Regions from separate parts of the Homo sapiens genome. Here region 2 is linked to region 1. A link is a loop called in an ENCODE intact Hi-C map of the cell type or tissue named here. Cell type or tissue: gastrocnemius medialis. All regions are shown on one strand. Links, peaks and the distances in the headings refer to the core of each region. The heading gives the core; the rest is flanking DNA.

Region 1 (5,208 bases), core at 1-5,000:
ACCCTTGGGTAGTGCTCCCCAACGCCCTCTGTCCACTGATGACCTCTGGTAGGATGGGTGAGGGAGGTACCCCATCCTTGTGCAGGTCCAGGGTGCACCTTAGGCAGCCAATGGCATTACACAGAAATTACCCACTGCTCTCCCCTGGGGTGCCCACCCAGGCCCCAACCTTAAACCACTTCTATCAGAGGCCAGCAAAACTATGGCCCACAAGCCTAACCTGGTCTACAGCCTAGTTTTGTAAATAACAATTTATTGGAAAAAGCCACACTCATTTATTTACATAGCACCTGTGGCTGCTTTTGTGTTCCAACAGCAGAACTGAGTCGTTGCCACAGAACTTGTATAACCTGCCTAAAATATTCACTGTCTAGGCCTTTACAGGAAAAGTTTGCAGACCCCTGAGCTAGATTATCTGAATACTTTAAATCCTTATATATGCCCCAACAAATCCCTGAAAGCCTGCCCCCAGAAATTCCATTTCACCAAATACCCCGGCCTTATAAGTTGTCAACACTGAGAAACATTGACAAGAAACATGAAGAACCCCCTTCTATGGAGATTTGTAAGAAGAGTTCTCAGTTGGGCATGGAGAAGGGGTCATCCAGCAGAGAAGCAGGAAGTGGACTTTTTCACCTCCTAGCCCTCTGTGTGAGCTGAGACCGGATGATGGAGGGATGATGTGGAAGGTTATGACAAAAGATTATGAAATCATGGCAGCTGTGAGAGAAGCATCAGGTGGAAACAAGAAGGGCTGGGTCACGGGGAGGCCAGGGCTTCTGGAGGAGCAGGAAGAGGGCTCCATGCTCAGCCCTTGTGACTCATGAAATAGAGAGGCCCTGTCAAGTGATGTCTTCTGATGGCTGCCTCATCAGCACCCCTAATCCTGCAGGGTTTGCACACTCCTCTTCTGTCCCACAATGACAGCTGAACTCAGTCAGGAGGCCCAGGCCGGCCTGTTGGACAGTACAGAAAGAGAAGCAAGTGAAGTCTGAGAGGGGGGAATTCTCCAGGGGGGGATTGGAGGATTGTAAATCTTCAAGGGCCTCCAGAGGTCATCTTGATCACCCCTTCTCCAGCAAGAGCTGCACACACCCAGCTGGAGGGAGGAAGGATATTTTGGGTGGACGGAGTCTGAGGCTGACAACTAGACTGTTAGTAAGTTCTTCCCAGGCCCATCCCTGCTGGGTGGCTCAGAGGATGGACTCTGGAGCCAGAGGGTCTGGGTTTGAATCCCAGCTCTGCCCCTTCCTTGCTCTATAACTTGGGTGAAATAATTTAACCTTTCTATTCCTCTGTTTCCATGCTTGTAAAGTGGGAATAAAATGATATCTTGATGTTTGGGGCAAGGACTTTCAAACTCCAGAGTATTCATTAAGCACCTAATGTGTGTCAGACACTGTGTTAGGCATTTAACACAGGTTGGGTCATTTGGAAGGACTCAGCCGGAGACCGTGAGACCATTTATATGTGCCAGTGTCTTCATGTTGGGAGCACTTATTCCACTGTCTTCTTCCTAGGACTGATTTTCGGGCCTCAAGGGTAACTGTAGGAGGTCCTTCCCTGGTTACTCCTGCTGCGCCTGCCCCTCCTAACCATGGCTGGACTGTCCCTGTCCCAGGCTAAGCCAGCTGCAGTTGGCTGTGATTAATGGCCTCTATTAACAGCAAGTTGTAAACTGATAAAGTACACAGTGCCCATGAAAATCTCACCTCTGCTAAATTCCACACCAGTGAGTACTTACTCCTTAACCCCCGAAACCTCCTGCCTTGCCTCGTTTGAGAGACATAGTGACAGAGAGTACACCTTTAACCAGAGGAATTCAAAATGCCTTGGAAGCAGGAAACAACTCCATGAATTCTTTGGGGGAAAAGCCCAAATCCTAAAACCTGGTTTCACATGGAGTGGAGCCTAGGCGAGATGAAATTAAAGTCCAGGTCAAGGAAGGTAGTTTCAATCAGCCTCAAAGAAATCCCAGAGCCAACTGGCCAACAGCTGCGTGCCCTTGGGTAAGTCACTTTCTCCTATCTGGGCCTCGGTTTCATTATTTGTTAAATGAGAGGTTTGGTTCAAAATGATTCCTAGTCTCCTACTCTACTCGGCAGACTTAAGAGCGGTTCTGAATACAGGAATCTTTACCAAAAAAAAAAAAAAAAAAAAAAAAAAAATCACACTCCAGGCCTTAGTTCCATTCCTTCTTTCCCTGAGAGAATCTTTGCAAAGCAGCAGCCCTCTTCCACCTGGTCATCCCCTGCCTCTCTACACTCATCCAGCCAAGTAATTAGCTTGGTTTCCTTCAAGTCAATTATCACCATTAAAAAAACAAACAAACAAACAAAAAACAATGAAATTGGCATTCCTTGGTGAGTAAACGTGCAGGCCAGACAGGGATGTGAGATCCACAATTCAAAGAAACCCTTGCACACTCCTGACGTGTTCTTTCCGAACACTCTTCGGAGTCTCAGTTTTATCCTCAAAAGGCAGAGAGGCGCAGGTTTTAGCTTAACCCACTGCGCAGGTGAGAAAACTGAGGTCCAGGGTGACGTCATGATCTAGGGCGAGCGGCAGGTGGGAGATTAGAACCCGAGAGGCTGCCGCGGCCTCTGCTCCCTCCCTGCTAGGCTCTGTCCCACAATGCACCCGAGAGCAGGAGCTGAAAGCCTCTAACACCCACAGATCCCTCTATGACTGCAATGTGAGGTACGTAATCTCTCTCGTGTGAAGTGTTTATGTGTAAAAACAGCGGATTAGTGTCTCCGTGCTGCTATGTCTTCTGGGATCAGAAGGACCCAGCCTCCTGCCCCTCCCTGGGACGCGGAGCGGTGACCTCCAGGCGCGGTAAATCGCCGCGGCGCCTGGGACCCAGCGGCCAGTGCACCCCCGCGGTGGGTCCCAGCGGGCTTTCCACGACCTTCGCCTCACGCTTTTAGCCCGCCGTCCGGCAGGGGGCCTGGGAAGTCCTCCCAGCCAGGATCCATTTCAAACTCTCCCACCTCCACCTGCCGCACCGCCCCCCGCAATCCTTCCAGGCTCGGCTCCCGGGTGGGGAAGGACGGAGCGAGCGGGCGGCTGGCTGGAGGCCCGAGTCTCGGGGATTGGTTACATTTCTCCCCGGGTTAATTACCACGGGGAGGGAATCTGAGCTGTGCCTGTCTCGGGCACAACAAGCCTTGTCGCCTGGTGAGAGAATCTCAATCTTACTCAGGTAACACCTGCTGGCCCGGCACAGAAATGTTCTCATTCTGCGGGACGCCACCTCCCACAGAGGACTGCAAACGCCCCAGGCGGCCTGGACCCGGAGTGGAGCCTCCCGGGGTGGAGACTGGACGGGGTGGTGACGGGATTGGACGGCTGGAGTGTGCGGTCACTAGGGGGTGGGGCTAGGGCGGGCCACGTTTGGACTGCGAGGCCCGGGCCTGAAAGGAATCCCTCTTTGGCCGGCGCCACCCTGTTCAACCCTGATGCAATACACTTGCCCTTTGCGTTTACCCGGGGCAAATATTTAACCTTTCCATTTTTTGCACTGACTTAATGAGTCTCGGTGTCTACCACAGGGCTTGACACATAGCAGACATCCGATATCTGTTTGTGAATGCTCAAGCCCGTCAGCGTGTCTGTCTCCTAGGGGAGTCGTGTTCTCAGACTTGTCAGCATTTCAGCACCCAGTTATGACATGTCATGTGGGCTACTACTGGTAAAAACTGAGCATCCAGATGAGTGCATTTTTCACTTTTAAAGGTAAATTGAAATAGATTGAAGATTATTTCCATTATAATGCTGCTCACTCTCTTGAGTCTGATGTGCTGTCATAAATGGAAGAGAAAAGGGTGGAGGTTGTAGGGTACATGTTATTTGGCTCTTGTTCTAGTAATAGCTTTTGATTTCATCTTGGGGGATGACATTGGGCTGATAATCAAGGTGTCCTGACCTTCCTGCCAAGGAGCAGGCTTGAGGCCAACTTAGGTCCAAGGGACTGATTCTGTCATCTGGACTTTGAATGCTGAATAGTGACCTGAGAATAAGGGAAAAATCCATCACAGCCAATGCACCCCCATGGCATGCCAGGGGAGGAAGCTCTGGTTTCTGCCTTCTTCAAGTCTTGTTCTTCAGTCGTTTCATAGATTATATGAATTTCCCACTTCTTTCCAACAAACTCTTTTTTTTTCCTTAAACGGTCAGTTTCTGTTGCTTAAGACCAAAGCACCTTAACTGCAGGAGTCACAGCTGAAGATTGGGAATATGTAACACCACCTAGCTTCTCTGGGAAGCAATTCAGTAGATTGTGTTCAGCACTAAAGAATCCTTAGTCTACCTATTATTTTAAAGATGAAGAACTAAGGTTCCAAGAAGTTCAGTGACCAAGTCAAGGTCACATAGCCAGATTCACAGGATCTCAGAGTTAAAAGGGAACTCAGAGTCATTCATCAAACTTTTCATCTGATATTTAATCTCCCTCTGAAATAGCTTCAGCAAGTGCTCATCCAAAAAAAAAATGTGTGAACACCCTCACTGATAGCAAGAAATTTCTCTGGGCAACTCATTTCTCTTCCACATGACATCCCCTCAGAGAGCCAAAGACTGCTATCACCACCAAGATTTTTCTTTCCCAGGACAATGTTCCATTTCCTACAGCTGTTCCTCATGTGGCAGGGTTTGAGGCCTTTACCATACACCATACTGGCCACTGTCCTCTAAATGCATTCTGGTCTGTGTTCCTTGGAGCATGTGTCCGTAACATGGAACAGAGCACCCAGCTGTAGGCTACTGGTGCAGAGTGGGTGGATCACCACTACCCTTATTCTAGAGAAAATGAGTTCTTAGGTCTTAAGTTCCTCTAATTCAGCCTGAGGTCAAATTAGCTTGTTTGTTCTTGTCAGTCACGTTACACTCGTACTATTCACTAAGCTATCCTCAGTTACTTTTACCTGTCCCTCTCATATTTGTGTAAGTGGGAAACTTAGATTCAGCCTTCATTTCAACCTTACAGTATCTTTTTGGATCCTGATATTCCCTGCTCCTGTACCCTCCTCCCCAACCCACCTCTATACCTACACACAGCTTTGCAGTTTCCGCAATTTTCTAAGCATGTGCTCTCTCCTCATCTAAGTTCTTTACACAAATGTGTGCATTCTAAAACCCTCCCTCTAATCGCTTTAGCCCAGGAGTTCAGACCAGCTCGGGCAACGTAGTGAGACCCCATCTCTAAAA
Region 2 (5,362 bases), core at 211-5,210, 250 kb before region 1:
GTGACACAGCGAGACTCCATCTCAAAAAAAAAAAAAAAAAAAAAAAGGAGGGTTAGTTTTAGGATTTGAATTGGGCTAAAGTTAAGGTTAGGGAAGTGTCTTTGCTTTGTGGGCAGCGTGACAGAGCACTGGGCTGGGAGTTAGGAGACCTAACCCCTCACCCTGTGGCCTCTCCTCGAGGGGCCTCGATTTCCTCACGGGCACATGGATTGGACTGGACGGTCTTCCTGCTCTGGCGTCCTGCAATGCTCTCGGCAAGATCAGAGCTGGCTTTCTGGAAGGCCAGGCCCTGGTGGGGCTGGATTGTGGCCCACTCTTCCTCAGGGCTGCCTTGCTGTGAAACCTGGGCTGGTTTGTTTCACTGACCCTCCCAGGTCACTGTTTTCCTGACTGGTCCTAAGCACAGCCGGAACCATGAAGTCCAGGGCCCATCAAGGCACCGAAGAATGTATTAGTTTCTCATTGCTGCTGTGGCAAGTCAGCACAAATAACCCAAGTTTATTATCTTACAGTTCTGGAGGGCAGAAGTCTGAAGTCAGTCTCCCTGGGCTGCAAGGCAAGGTGGTGGGAGGCCTGCTTCCCCCTGCAGGCTCTAGGGGAGAAGCCGTTCCCTGGCCTTTTTTGGCTTCTAGAGGCTGCCTGCATTCCTTGGCTCATGGCCTCCCTCCATGATCAAGGCCAGCAGCATAGCATCTTTTCTGACATCTGCTTCCTTCATCGCATTTCCTTCTCTCAGCCTTGCTCCTCAAGCCTCACTCAGCTGAGAAGGACACTTGTGTTTAGATGGGGCCCACCAAGATAATCCAGGATAATCTCCCCATCTCAAGTGTCTTAATGTAATCACATCTGCAAAATCCCTTTGCCATATAAGGTAACAGATTCACATTTGCATTAGGGCACGGGCACCTGTGGGGACCATTATTCAGCCTAGCGCAAAGGGTGCTGCCTGGGGATCTCCAGGGCCAGGAGCACTCTCTCTGGCTCTGTGTCTAGGAAGGGTCCTCCCTGACCAGTAAGCATCTGAGTCAGACAGAACCTCAGCTCTGGGACAGCTGTGCCTGCTCTGCAGGGAGAATAGGAAGCCTGGCCCCAGGGCAGATGTGCACTGAGAAGGGGTGACCTTTTCTGTAGGCAAGGAGGGGAGGAGAAAGGCTGCAGAGGCGCACTTGGCTGGGGCAGTGAGTGGGCCACAGGGCTAAGACCTCCAGTGGCGGCCCCTCAGCTGGGTGTGGGCGGCCTGAATCATTGAGGCCTGCTCTGCACCCACTCCATACATGAAGGAAGATGGGGGTCAGGGGCAAGGACAACAGGGCACTGCATTCTTGCTTTTGAAGGCCACCTTTGAGAGACTGCAGGAGAGAGACGCTAAAGAAGTCAGTGTGTGAACTGGGGTCAAAGGTCAGGGTGGATCTGAGAGGGTGAGCTGGAGGCTGGATTCCACATGGTGTGCAGGGATGGTGGGGATGGAATTGGGACACTGGGGTGAGGGGTCCTGGTCCCATGCTGTCCAACAGAGTGTGAAGATGAATCACTCCGAGTCTGAGATTCTCCATGGCTCCTGCCCAGGGAGGGCCCCTGGCTGCACTATGTTCTCCACGTCTTGCTGCGGACATCCGGCCACCTACTTTCTTGGCTTTTGTTCACCCTGCTTTGTTCTTCTATTTGTCGAACTGTCTTCTTTTGTTTTTCCTTTTCAAAAAGCAGGATAATTCATGCAGAGAATTCATTTTTTGAGAATATCAAGGCCTTTTAAGAAAGTTATTGTATAGGCTGGTCATGGTAGCTCATGTCTGTAATCCCAGCACTTTGGGAGGCCGAGGCAGGTGCGTTGCTCAAGGCCAAGAGTTTGAGACTAGCCTGACCAACATGGTAAAACCCCATCTCTACTAAAAATATAAAAAATAGCCAGGCATGGTGGCGTGCCTGTAGTCCCAGCTACTCAGGAGGCTGAGGCAGGAGAATCACTTGAACCCGGGAGGTGGAGGTTGCAGTGAGCCACTGTACTCCAGCCTGGGTGACAGAGCCCCTGTACTCCAGCCTGGGTGACAGAGTGAGACTCTGTCTCCAAAAGTATATAAATAAATAAATAAATAAATGGAAAGTTATTGTATAAATTATAATAAGCCAAGGCAATAAACTCCAGTAGGCTCATCTGCAAAGCCCCTAAATTCCTTCTCCCCTCTAGCTGCTCCTTTTGGCTGGAGCCTGCCTTCATTATCCATCACAGCCTCTCCACTTGGAATCCTATGTCCCCAACCCCTATGCCTCCCCAGACCCTGTCATTTCTCCCTGGCAGCCGTCTCACATAGAGGCTTCTCAAAGTTGACCCGACCAGAACAGAATTAGAGCAACCTCTATTAGGCAGCAGAATGTCGTTGTAGAGAGGGCAGGGCCTTTACCTCTGTGGGCACTGGGGTGTGTCTCCTTAGGACACCCCTGCCCATTACTCTCTCCTTCTCCAAATGGGGAGCATGGCTGGGGCTCCCTAACCTCCTGCTTGCGAGGCCTCTCTCTGGCCTCTGAGAGGGTCAGTGTCCTGCCCCAACCCATGAGATGACAGACTATAATAGCCACAGGATTAACATAGCAGGCATTGTCTTTCTCTGACTATAGGGTGGGTATTATGTGTTCATCAACCATCCTAAAAATACCCGGTAAACAGGTGCAGCCCCTGTGGCTCCAGTCCCCTGGGATCTGTTGGCTTCTGGCTGGAGATGAAGATTAGGGCAGAGGAGAGGTGAATTAGTCTCACTGAGTTCCAGGCATGAGACTCGGGTGTCCTTTGGAACCTGGGAAATCTAGATTCCAGGAAACCCATCTGGAGGGGGATGCAGAGTGTCTGCAGACCCTCAGACCTCCCTGAGCATAAAGGTGTGCCCTGCTGCCACTGCCATTCTGCTCAGCCCTGGAAACACTCACTGGGGTCAGCCTGCAACACTGCTCACATCACTCCCCACAGCCAGGCACCCTCGTATCCCACGTGCACCAGAGCCACTGAAAAATCCCTGAAAGCTGAGTCTTTAGCCCTCTTGGGCTTTTGGGGCATGGGTTCAGGGGCCTCATTTCCATATTGCCTTATAAGAGATGCAGGGTTAGCCCAATGGTCCTCTTCCCCCAGCTGCTACTTGCCCCTCTGGGCCTTCACTGTGGCCCTTTGCTCTCCCTCATTCCCCCTCCCAGTCCCATCTCTGCTCAGTCCCCACACCTGGTCTGGCTGCTCATTCTTTCCCTTTCTGCAGCTCGAGTCTCCCCAGGTGGGTGCTGGTTTCACTCAGTTGGTGGCACCTATGTGCACAGAATTTGCCTCTGCTCCTGAGCCACAAATTCACATGGCTTTCCGCCTATGTGCCTGTTGTGTGCATTGCAGCACGCATCTGCCCTGTGAGGTGTGTGTGTGTGTGTGTGTGTGTGTGTGTGTGTGTGTGTGTGTGAAGGGTGGGAGGGAGGAGGGGCAGCAGGAGGGGGCAGTGGGTCTGTTCTATTTTTACCAGCCAGTTGCTGCTGGACACAGTTTTCATAGCCTCCCCTCGGCTCTGCCCCTCACAGTCTGCAGTCTACGGCGAGGCACAGGCCAGCCCAGCTCCACGAGGACTGAACAAGGTAAGCGTCTGCAGCCCAGAACTTCAGATGTAGGTTGATCCCAGGCAGAGAACCTGGGGCTTTTGTTTAAGGAGAAAGCGAGGTCTTGGAGCTGGAGAAAACCATTTCTTGCCTGTGCAGTTGGTTTGTTGGTAGAACATTCCTAAAATACTCCCACAGCATTTTGTCCCACAGAATGGCATCTCTCCTGCAAAACTGTTGTGAGAGGTGAAACTTTTTCCTGGCCATTTGGAGGCTGTGAGCAAGGAGCAGAATCTTCCGTGAGGTTCCTTAGGAGCCCCAGGGCAGAGCCTAAGGGATGATGTTTTCACACAGGATGCCCAGCAGAGTGTGGGAGGGAGAGCGCACCCAGGGGAAGGGGTGGCCCTGGGATCAGAGAGCCAGGGTGAGTGCTCAAAGTCAGCAATGCCTGCAGCGGAAGAGAAGGAGGGTGCCTGACGCGCAGGACTCCCAGGGAGCCTAGAAGGCAGGGCCAGAGCTCCCTGCTGGCCAAGGAAACCATCTTGCTTCTGTGTTCTTTGTCTCTGAGCGACGCTGTTAGCTCCCTTTGCCTATCCCTCTGTAGTGTAGCACAAGAGCAGAGGAGGGCAGACCGGCAACCCCTCTTGACTGCTCCTGCTCAGAGCTCCTGGCTCTGAGAAGCAGCAGTAGATACTGGGGGTCCTCTTGGAGGAAGGCAATGGTGGCGGCATTTTGGGTTGGGGCACAGGAGCCAGTGAACACATAAGCCAGGGCAGTATCTACAGGGTAACCCAAGGCTTGGGGCAGGGGGCCGTGTGGCGGTCCCTGACTCAGGTGGGGGCTGAAGGCAGCACCTGCCACCAGGTTTGGGAGTCACAGTCCCACAGCAGCTCTGAGATTAGGCTTTGCTGTTCAGAACTCAAGATGGGGGCAGCCCAGCGCCATGCACTTGGGAGTGTTAACCGTCAGTCAAGGAAGACAGGGATGCCCTTGAATGGGGGTCCAAGGTCAGGGGGCGGGGAGCAGGGGGAAGCACATGAGCCTAACTAGATACTTGTGGACGTGATCATTGGGTGTGCAAAGAGATCAGTTCTTTCCCCTACATATACACGCTCTCTCTCTCACACTCACACTCTCACACACAGTCACTTACACACACTTACACACACAGACTCAATCTCATAGTCTAGCGGATAGTCCCTTCCACGCTGCAAAGCCTCAAGGAAGGGAAAGCCCAGCTCTGAGGCAACCACCAGAGACTCTTTGCTCCCCCCCTCGGGGGGAGGATTTTCTCATTATCTCCTTGCTTGCTACTTGTAGAGGAGATGGAATCCTGGCTCTCCAAGCCTTCCAGTGGCTGCTATCTTCATCCTGACTTATCAGTCCTCGCTTGTCTTCCACAGAGCCTGGCAAGGGCCCCCGTCTGAGGGGTGTCAGAGCACAGGCTGAGGCCTCTTGCCTGACGTGGGACCCCTTGGTCTGGCATTTGTCAGTGAGGCAGGCTGGGGGCAGGCCCCGGAGCTTGGCAGGAGGTGTAAACCGGCCTTGGAAGGTAGGGCCCCACAATGGGGACAGTTGGATCTCTGAGGGAGACAGGGAGGCATGATCACTGCCAAATGCCCACCAAGGACAAGGCACATCCCAGGGAGACAGACGCAGACCTGGTGCCCTCTGGACACTGGCATTCCTGGAGGCTGATGATGGACAGATGGGCCTGGAGGTGGCTCTTCGCCAGCTGGTGTTTCCTTTGGACTTCCTCAGTGTCTTTGGAGAAGCAGAGCCCTAAGAATAAGCAGCTGCC

Evidence for each region. A loop is a pair of places that touch in the nucleus more often than their neighbours do. Peaks named below come from ENCODE experiments on the same cell type or tissue, not always from the same donor. Only the 100,000 strongest peaks of a DNase experiment are listed, where the experiment ranks them.
Region 2: a loop joins it to region 1, with 4 times the contacts of the local background. A loop is called at or near these places in 1 of 110 quality-filtered maps.

Annotation. Positions count from the first base shown.
Region 1 is chr1:201,168,982-201,174,189 of GRCh38, reverse strand. It overlaps a transcript of TMEM9 not described here. Among named protein-coding and RNA genes, the nearest start is that of TMEM9, 17 kb to the right of the region's middle. RefSeq lists an enhancer at 2,783-2,942. In gastrocnemius medialis, for the core only: a CTCF peak has its summit at 2,942; DNase peaks (open chromatin) are centred at 819, 1,629, 2,576 and 3,339; H3K4me3 peaks cover 1,037 bases; H3K27ac peaks cover 4,617 bases.
Region 2 is chr1:201,419,911-201,425,272 of GRCh38, reverse strand. TNNI1 (troponin I1, slow skeletal type) reads left to right here and starts at 3,543. Exons shown (of 9, transcript NM_003281.4): 1 at 3,543-3,600. In gastrocnemius medialis, for the core only: no CTCF peak of the experiment used is centred there; a DNase peak (open chromatin) is centred at 2,662; H3K27ac peaks cover 5,000 bases.